Linked DNA regions of Homo sapiens: region 1 is linked to region 2. A link is an interaction called in ENCODE POLR2A ChIA-PET data of the cell type or tissue named here. Cell type or tissue: HepG2. All regions are shown on one strand.

Region 1 (5,000 bases), 890 kb after region 2:
AAAAAAAAATTATTTTCATGCTAGGCATGGTGGCACACTCCTGTAGTCCCAGCTACTCAGGAGGCTGAGGTGGGAGGATCACTTGAGCCCAGGAGGTGGAGGCTGCAATGAGCAGTGATTACTCCAGCCTGAACAACAGAGCAAAACTGTCTCAAAAAAAAAAAAAAAAAGAGAAGAAGGAGAAGGAGGAGGAGGAGACAGAGATGGAGATGAAGACGAAGAAGAAGAAAAAATGGGAAGGAACTACACCAAAATAGTAATAGTGATCATCCTTTTATTCTTCCTTCTGCTTTTCTATAATTTCCAAAGTTTTCATAATAAGCAAATCTGTAATGGGAGGGAAAACACTAGATCTTTCTGTTTTGTTCGGAAGTTTTGTTTTTAGCAAACTTAATCCTAATACCTGGAGGTTAGTTAATGTCAGTATAGAATCAACACTCAGTAACAAGTATCTGCAATTAAATAGGTGATAGAAAAGCCCACATTTTTTTTTATTCTTTTTTTTTTTTTTTTTTTGAGTCAGAGTCTCGCTCTGTCGCCCAGGCTGGAGTGCAGTGGCATGATCTCGACTCACTGCAATCTCCACCTCCCAGGTTTAAGCAGTTATCTCACCTCAGCCTCCCGAGTAGCTAGGATTACAGGCACGTGCCACCATGCCTGGCTAATTTTTGTATTTTTAGTAGAGATGGGGTTTCGCCATGTTGGCCAGGCTGGTCTCGAACTCCTGGCCTCAAGTGATCCGCCCACCTCGGCCTCCCAAAGTGCTGGGGTTACAGGCAAGAGCCACAGCACCCAGCCAAGCCCACATTTTTCTAACAATATTTCCCCACCCAGATAAGTGGATTAAAGCCCTCTCCTAAGATTTAAATCATGTGAACATGAGTAATGGACAAAATATCAAGGTCTATTGTAAACTTAATTTCTAAAGAGTAGAATATATATTTGCCTGCATATGTGTATATTCTAAAATACTGAATTGTGGTTCCTGCCCCAAGACAACTGACACATTCAAACTAGTAGAAATGAGGTATTTGCTGGAATTAGATAGTTTCTCTTACAATTATTATTAATTGCATTGATATTAACAACTGGGTAACAGCAGGTGTGAATGGGTAAAATGACTCTAAGTCACAACCACATGGGGGAAGTTAGAAAAACTGTGCAGCATGGAAACCTTTTTACTTTTTTGCTATCTGGGCAAGCAAAGCTTGGGTTTCCAAGTTTAGTGACAGATTTATTTTAATGTAATTAAATAATTGGAGTTTTCCACTGCCAGAAACTTTTATCCACTTTATTACTTAGAGGATTAAAAGAAAATTTGATCTGATGTTTTATAGAGCTTTCTCTTCCCAGGGACCCAGAGAGGGGACAACTGGGAACATATGACCCTGGATATTATCTGTTTCCATTGCATCTGACTGAGCACAGCATAGACTAGATGATTGCCAAAAGTTTAAAGTCAGTCTCTCACCTCTATTGTTCCAGAAGAATTGGGTTTTATGCTGGAGGAAGAAACCTTAGAAATCACTGAATCCTTGTTTTACAAATTATGGCACTCTCCTGGCAGAACTAATAAAATTACACTTATGCATATACTGTGATGTAATTTCCCTCTTAAGAGCTAACAAGGAGGAGCCTAATGCTATGGTTTGACTGTGTCCCCCAAATTTCAGGTGTTCAAAATTTAATCCAAATTTGCATGTTGATTGGGGCTTTAGTGAGGTAGTTAAGATTAGATAAGATTATCTTGGTGGGGTCCCCAGAGTGGGACTGGTGGTTTTATAAGAAGAGGAAGAGGCCGGGCACGGTGGCTCACACCGCCTGTAACCCCAGGACTTTGGGAGGCAAAGGCGGGTGGATCATGAGGTCAGGAGATCAAAACCATCCTGGCTAACATGGTGAAACCCCGTCTCTACTAAACATACAAAAAATTAGCTGGGCGTAGTGGCAGGTGCCTGTATTCCCAGCTACTCAAGAGGCTGAGGCAGGAGAATGGCATGAACTCAGTGGGCAGAGCTTGCAGTGAGCCAAGATTGCGCCACTGCACTCCAGCCTGGGTGACAGGGCGAGACTCTGTCTCAAAAAAAAAAAAAGAAGAGGAAGAAAGATCTGAGCACACACACACACTCTTCTCTTCTTGCCATGTGATGCCCTCTACCATGTTATGAAGAAGCAAGAAGGCATCACCAGAGGCTAGAGCCATGCTCTTAAACTTCCCAGCCTCCAGAACTGTAAGCTAAATAGTTTTTTTCTTTATAAATTACCCAGACTGTGATATCCTGTTATAGCAACAGAAAATGGACTAAGACCTCTAAGGAGACAATACAGAGATGTTCATTGCAGCATTGTTTGTAACAACAACAACAAAAAAAACCTGAAACAGCCAAAATATCCATCAGTAGGAGAATGGCTACCAAAACATAAAATAGTCATACCACAAAGCACTATGCAGTAGATAAAAGAAATGAGCTAGATCTAACAGGACAGATGTCGAAAGCAGAATGAGTGAAACAGCCAAGTTACAGAACCTGTGAAACATATATTTGTATAAAAACTCATGCAACAAAACTATTTTACATGGGTATAATATATGTAATATGATCTTGAATGTAAAAATCTTCTAAAAGGTCTAGACCTGTGCTAATACAGTAGCTACTAGCCACATGTGGCTATTTAAATTAAATGAATTAGTCACACTAGCCATATTTTGAGAGTCCATTAGTAACTATGGCTAGTGGCTTCTGTTTTGGACTACACAGATATATAACATTTCCATAATTGTAGGATGTTCTACTGGACAATGCTGATCTAGACAAATACATGCCAAATTCATAAGATCACTTAGCTGGGTAGTGGTAAAACCAAAGCTGGTGTCAGACGACTACTATTGATGTATTCTTGGCATGAGGGCCCATTTGGGTCATGGATGAATGGATGGATGAATGGATGGATGAATGAATGGATGGATGGACTCATTCGTTCATTCATTTACAAAGTATTCATTCATTTGGAATCATTTGCTTACTATATGTAAAATGGTTTCAGCCCTTGGGAAACAAAATGTAATCTGATGCTATCCCAGGCCCAGAGGACAGAATAGGCAGGTGTCAGTCATCATCTACGCACCAAATACCTTTTCCGTCACAGACTCTGTGTGAGGACTGGGTTCAGTGGCAAACAAAAAGATATAATCCCTCTTCTTGTGGAATGCACAATCTGCAGTAGGGTTTCTCAACACTGTGGACATCTTGGATGGCTCATTCTTTCTTCTGGGGGCTGTCTTATACATTCTATCTTTTCTTTCTTTTTCTTTTTTTTTTTTTTTTGGAGACGGAGTTTCTGTCTTGTCGCCCAGGCTGGAGTGCAATGGCACCATTTCGGCTCACTGCCACCTGTGTCTCCCAGGTTTAAGCAGTTCTTCTGCCTCAGTCTCCTGAGTAGCTGGGATTACAGGTTCATGCCACCATGCCTGGCTGATTTCCGTATTTTTAGTAGAGGTGGGGTTTTACCTTGTTGGCCAGGCTGGTCTCAAACTCCTGGCCTCAGGTGATCCACCCACCTCGGCCTCCCAAAGTGCTGGGATTATAGGCATGAGCCACTGTGCCTGGCCTAGTCTTGTACATTTTAAAATGTTTAGCAGAATCCCTGATCTCTATCCACTAAATGCCAAAAACATCCCTCCATCCTGCCTCCCTCCAGTTGTGACAACCAAAGATATCTTTAGACATTGCAAATGTTCCCTGGGGACAAAATTGTCCCTATTGAGAACCACAAGGAAATACGGACATTAATCAAATTATAACAAATTATTTAAATGATGACAAGTGTGCTGACTGCTGTGATAGGGATGTGTGGGATTCTTTGAAAGCTTTAACAAGGGGCCTGACCTAATCTTTAAGGGGTAGATGAGAAAAGCTTCCCTGGGGATGTGACGACATTGCCTCCTCTTTTAGCCAAACATGGACAGAACTTGCCTGCAATGGACACAATTCTGTATAAACAGGTGTATGCCATGATCTTGGAGAAAGGAAGTGAGACATCAGGTTCCTTTAGGAGAGGTAAGGTAGGCTGGCTTTGATGCATAATTATCCATTTCAGATGCTGCTATCTAAAGCACACTCAGCTGGCACAGCCTGGGCAAGCGGCCATGAACTTAAGACTAAACCAGCTAGTAAGAAATGGAGACCAGCTGTAGATCCTGTCTTCCTCACCAGAGATCTGGAGGTCATAAACAATAGAGCAAAATGAGAATCAGGATTTACCACATTCTCTGATTTCTCAAAGGATTTGGATAAACTCTCCCTCTGCCTCGCACCAAGCCTTTTACAACACAATAAATCCTAGTAGAGAGAAATGGAAAAGACATGTGAGATGAGCAAATGTCTTCATTCTCAGTGGTCACGGGATTCAGGAGTCCCCAGTTCAAAGATGTGATCAGATCTTTAACTGTTCCTTAATGAGGCCAAAAGGGACTCCTTGGAGCTAGGGCATCTATTTTAATGTTTTGAGAATTCTGTTTTAAATGACTTTGCATCCTACTGTGACTTCCTCATTTTGTCTCCCCCGAAAATCAGTGGGCCTGGACTGTGAGAGAGGGAGCTTAATGATCTCTTGCCCTACCCACTTTTTTTTTTTTTTTTGACGGAGTCTCGCTCTGTCACCCAGGCTGGAGTGCAGTGGCACGATCTCAGCTCACTGGAACCTCTGTCTCCCAGGTTCAAGTGATTCTCCTGCCTCAGCCTCCCTAGTAGCTGGGACTACAGGCGTATGCCACCATGCCTGGCTAATTTTTTGTATTTTTAGTGTATTTTCATCATGTTAGTCAGGATGGTCTGGATTTCATGACCTCGTGATCTGCCCGCCTCGACTTCCCAAAGTGCTGGGATTACAGGCGTGAGCCACCGCGTCTGGCAGTACCCACTTCTTTTATAGATGAGGAGACTATGGTCCAGAGAGAGGAAGTATCTGGCTCAAAAGTGTACAGCTGCCTGGGCATGGTG
Region 2 (5,000 bases):
AGGCACACGTCAGGAGATTGCCCCGCCCTGCCACCCCCACCTCTCCACCCCCTGCTGCCTGCCTCCCCCACGCCCCCTCCTTCCTGTCTTCTTTGCAGGCTTCCTTTTTGTTTGCAAGGGACATTAGTAGAATATGGAATCTCCCCTGCCCTGTAAGTCAGGTTTCCCCAACCTTTGTTCCTACCCAAGTTCAGTTAAACACAAAGCACCAGCGATTTGATGCAGGCAGTGAATTGGAACCTGAGTTTCAGGGGGAAGTGAAAGTTTCTGTGGGCCTGTGTGGAGTCCCTAGGCTACACAAGAAAAGATGGCAGCAACCAAAGGGAATGAGGCTGTGTGGGAAAGTAAAGGGAGAGGAGAGAACCCCGGCCTCCTCGGTTCCCACCTCTCTTGGGTGCTCTAGGGAGCAGTGTGAGTCCTGGGTTCGGGTTGCCAGACCACAAGGGAGTTTCTGGGGCCTGGCCCTCTCTCTGCTCCTTCCTGTCCCAAAGGGCTTAGTATTTCCCTGGATCCAGGCCTGTTTAGTGTTTGGCTGGTTTCTGGGGCCTCCAGCATGGCTCAGGGGAGACCCCAGGTCCATGGGTAGGAGGAGATGGTGAGGAGAGGAATGGGGATCCCATTCAGGCTCCCCTCGTGAAGGGGGCCAACACTGGTACTTCCTTAGACGGGAAGAGGCTGTGGCATGGGAAGCAGGTCAATAGTTTGTGTCAAGGAGGTGCAGCCCAAGATCACAGTGGTGGCTGTTTGATGAAGGATTTTCCTCAGTGCCTGAAAAGCAATTTACTCTTGTCCTTAAAGCAACAGTGGGTAGGCTTCTAGAATGAGTGTGAGTTTTCATCTCAAGTGGCAGTGCCCAGCTGTCTGCATACCTCAGCCCCTTCAGACCTGGCTGAGGTATTTTAGAGGGCATTGTCTTCCACCCATGCTGCCAGTCCTGGCAGTTCCTGCCCAGCCTGGATCCCTGGGCATACCCTGCCACTAATGCTGTGCAGACAAAGTGAGGCCTGCTGGCCCTCTGTTGGCAGCCCAGAGGCCCAGGTGGAGGCCTGGGCTGGCCGAGGGCCCAGGAGCATCAGGGCAGGTCTGTTTGGCTGTCCTCAAGGGAAAGCAGCTTGTTATTCTCAGGGGGCATGAGGGTGCAGCTGATTTTCACAGTCTAGGGCTTGGTCTGGTTGAATGCATATAGGATTCTTGCTGCCTTAGCTACCCACAGGGTTTTGGTGCTGTGTGACCCGGGGCAAGTCATTACCCCTCTCTAAGCCTGGGAGGCCAAGGCGGGCAGATCACCTGAGGTCAGGAGTTCAAGACCAGCCTGGCCAATATGGCAAAACCCTATCTCTACTAACAATACAAAAAATTAGCCGGGTGTGGTGGAGGGCGCCTGTAATCCCAGCTACTGGGGAGGCTGAGGCAGGAGAATCACTTGAACCTGGGAGGTGGAGGTTACAGTGAGCCGTGATCACCCCATTTCACTCCAGCCTGGGCAATAAGAGCGAAACTCTGTCTCAAAAAAAAAAAAAAAAAAAAGAATTTAAAGCCCTGCTCAGGGATTCACTCTTTTTTTTTTTTTTTTTTTTGAGACAGAGTCTTGCTCTGTTGCCCAGGCTGGAGTGCAGTGGCGCGATCTCGGCTCACTGCAAGCTCCGCCTCCCGGGTTCATGCCATTCTCCTGCCTCAGCCTGCTAGCTGGGACTACAGGCATCTGCCACTACGCCCGGCTAATTTTTTGTATTTTTAGTAGAGACGGTGTTTCACCGTGTTAGCCAGGATGGTCTCGATCTCCTGACCTCGTGATCTGCCCACCTCAGCCTCCCAAAGTGCTGGGATTACAGGCTTGAGCCACCTTACCCGGCCTCAGGGATTCATTCTTCAGCCATCTGGTCAACCTGATTGACAGAAGCCCGCCACAGCCTGAGTGGGGAGGTAGTACTGGGGGCCCAGGAGGCCATCATAAGGGCCAGATGTCTGTGGGAATTGGCTTGAACTTTCTCCTAACCTGTTTGGATGCGTTAAGCAGCAGCCAGCCTGCTCTGGCATCTCCCTGGACAACTCAGGCTCCTGCAGCTGAGGGGGCTGTGCTCAGTTCCCCTGCATCCAGTAGTTCCTCACCCCCACTTCCAACTCCTGCTCTGTCCTGGATTCAGGCAGAAAACTCCATCTGGTCTCTTTCCTCCCTTCTTACTCTGGCCACCATTTAGGCCCTGGGGTGACTGTTAATAGGATTCCCATTTTTTTATTTGCCAAGTTCTCCCCCACCCTTTTACATCCTGTGCTCTGCTCTAGCCAGGTTTTTCCCCAAAGCCAGGGTGGGAGGTGGAATCAGACTGATCTGGGAGGCGCTGGGTCAGCCGCACAGCCACGTGGCAGATCTGTGAGGAGTTGAGAACCCGCTTGGAAGGGGCTGGGTAGGATCTCACTGTAGAGAAGAGGAGGAAGGTAGTGAGGAAAAGGCCACACATACCAAGATACAAAGGCCTGAACTGAGAAGGCAGGGGACGTGTGGGGACCTTGAGAAGTCCAGTTTGAGCAGAGCATAAGGTTTCCTGGATTGTGTCCAAGAGGGAGGGATAGGATAGAGGGGTCTGGGGAGAGATGGGCCCCAAGCCCCACCCTAGCAGGGAGGAAGGGGCAGGCTTTCTGGCAGCCTCTGGCTGTCCTGGGCTGGTCACAAAGAATTGTGCTTACAGGAAGCGGGGGAGGGGTTGTTAATGGCAGTTTGTTCACAGGCTGCAAGGCTGCCAAAGGTCAGTCTGATAAGAGGGAAGAGATAGACTCCTTGAGTTTTGTAATCCCAGATAGCTGCCTTCTCTTAGCTGGCCCCACAGATACTGACAGTTGAGTTGGTGCTGCTGCCGCTCTGTCACCTCCTCCTGAAATACACAGCCCCTGGCTTCGGCCCAGCTGGGTTTCCCCTGCCTGGCCACCAGCTCCCTTTCCCATCTGCGGTCAGCTGTGCACTGGGGGAGGGGACAAACCTGGCAAGACTGAGCTCATTCTGAGCCTGACTCAGGAGTTTGAAGCCTCCCCAGGAGTGGTGCCAGGGCTGTGGACAGAGCAGTGACTTCCAGACCTTTCCGTTCCATTTTGGTGTCAGGGTTATCCTGCAGCCCAGCCAGCCAGACCTGGGGCCTTTGGGGAGTTCCGCCTTTACCCCAGAGCATTGGGAGGTCTGGCTGTTGTGATGAGAGGAATTAGAGATGGGGATCTAATGAGATTTGCTTATGTGAAGACCACTTTGGCTACCCTATGAAGAAGGAGTTGAAGGGGGTCCGTTTAGTAGATCTGGGGCTTAAGTGGTTAGGACTGCTGGAGGTGAAGAATGACATTTCCTTGGATGGAGTGATGGTTGTAGACAGAGCGAGAAATAGATCTGAGAGACATTTCAGTGGTAAAAATTAGTTGAGATTTGTAATAGATTGGCTGTGAGAGGTTGAGGAAGGAGGGCTCACATATGACTCTTACATTTCAGGCTTAGATGGATGGGGGTTCCTTTCCCAGAAATTGGGAATACAGAAAGAATACTGGGTTTGGCCAGGCGCAGTGGCTCACGCCTGTAATCCCAGCACTTTGGGAGGCTGAGGCGGGCGGATCACGAGGTCAGGAGATCGAGACCATCCTGGCTAACACGGTGAAACCCCATCTCTACTAAAAATACAAAAATTAGCCAGGCATGGTGGCGGGGGCCTGTAGTCCCAGCTACTTGGGAGGCTGAGGCAGGAGAATGGCTTGAACCCAGGAGGTGGAGGTTGCAGTGAGCCGAGATCGCACCACTGCACTCCAGCCTGGGCGACAGAGTGAGATTCAGTCTCAAAAAAAAAAAAAAAAAAGAAGACTGGGTTTGAGGGGCTTGAGGGGCTTGGATTATGCATGGGTTTGGTTTGGGGCAAGTTGAGTTTGAGATACTTTTTGGATACCTCTACTAAGGTATACTGTCTAAAGGATAGCATCCAGAAATTAGTGGGATAGATGGGTCTGGTGTTCAGGGGCGTGACTGTCACCATTTGAAAAGCCAGAGATGCTCAGGTATGGTGGCTTGTGTCTGTAATCTCAGCACTTTGGGATGCTGAGGTAAGAGGATTGCCTAAGCCCAGGAGTTCGAGACCAGCCTGGGAAACATAGGGAGACCATGTCGGTAAAAAGTATTTTAAAAAGTAGCTGGGAATGGTGGTACATACCTGTGGTCCCGGCTACTCGGGAGGCTGAGGTGGGAGGATTGCTGGAGCCTGGGAGGTCAAGACTGCAGTGAACCATTTTTGCGCCACTGCACTCCAGCCTGAGCGACAGAGCGAGACCCTTTGTCAAAAAAGAAAGAGAGAAAATCCAGAGATAATTCTTAAAGGTTGAAATACACTTTTGGGCCAGGCGCGGTGGCTCACGCCTATAATTCCAACACTTTGGGAGGCCGAGGTGGGTGGATCACCTGAGGTTGGGAGTTCAAGACCAGCCTGACCAACATGGAGAAACCCCGTCTCTACTAAAAATACAAAATTAGCCGGGATGGTGGTGCATGCCTGTAATCCCAGCTACTCAGGAGGCTGAGGCAGGAGAATCGCTTGAACCCGGGAGGCAGAGGTTGTGGTGAGCCGAGATTGCGCCATTGCACTCCAGTCTAGGCAACAAGAGTGAAACTCTGTCTCAAAAAAAAAAAAAGAAAAACACTTCTGAGGGCCGGGTGTGGTGGCTCACACCTGTAATCCCAGCACTTTGGGAGGCCGAGGCAGGCGGATTGCCTGAGGTCAGGAGTTCAAGACCAGCCTGGCCAATCTGGTGAAACCCCGTGTCTACGAAAAATATAAAGAATTAGCTGGGTGTGGTGGCATTCACCTCACCTGTGGTCCCAGCTACTCGGGAGGCTGAGGCAGGAGAATCGCTTGAACCTGGGAGGCGGAGGTTGCAGTGAGCCGAGATCGCGCCACTGCACTCCAGCCTGGGCGACAGAGTGAGATTCAGTCTCAAAAACAAAAAAAAAAAAAAAAAAAAAAAAGGCTTTGGCCCCCATA

What was found. Peaks named below come from ENCODE experiments on the same cell type or tissue, not always from the same donor. Only the 100,000 strongest peaks of a DNase experiment are listed, where the experiment ranks them.
Region 1: POLR2A ChIA-PET joins it to region 2 with 8 read pairs; 2 of 35 experiments call an interaction of 5 or more read pairs at or near these places.

The regions. Positions count from the first base shown.
Region 1 is chr16:69,536,703-69,541,702 of GRCh38, reverse strand. No RefSeq gene overlaps it. Among named protein-coding and RNA genes, the nearest start is that of MIR1538, 27 kb to the left of the region's middle. In HepG2, no CTCF peak of the experiment used is centred here; no DNase peak of the experiment used is centred here; H3K27me3 peaks cover 577 bases.
Region 2 is chr16:70,426,166-70,431,165 of GRCh38, reverse strand. All of the region lies in intron 1 of ST3GAL2 (ST3 beta-galactoside alpha-2,3-sialyltransferase 2), which reads left to right. LOC124903707 (a long non-coding RNA gene) reads right to left here. Exons shown (of 3, transcript XR_007065103.1): 3 at 4,256-4,293. Among named protein-coding and RNA genes, the nearest start is that of ST3GAL2, 10 kb to the left of the region's middle. RefSeq lists enhancers at 370-479, 1-532, 1,710-1,799, 1,917-2,606, 2,770-3,029 and 1 more. In HepG2, no CTCF peak of the experiment used is centred here; DNase peaks (open chromatin) are centred at 61 and 2,735; H3K4me3 peaks cover 1,166 bases.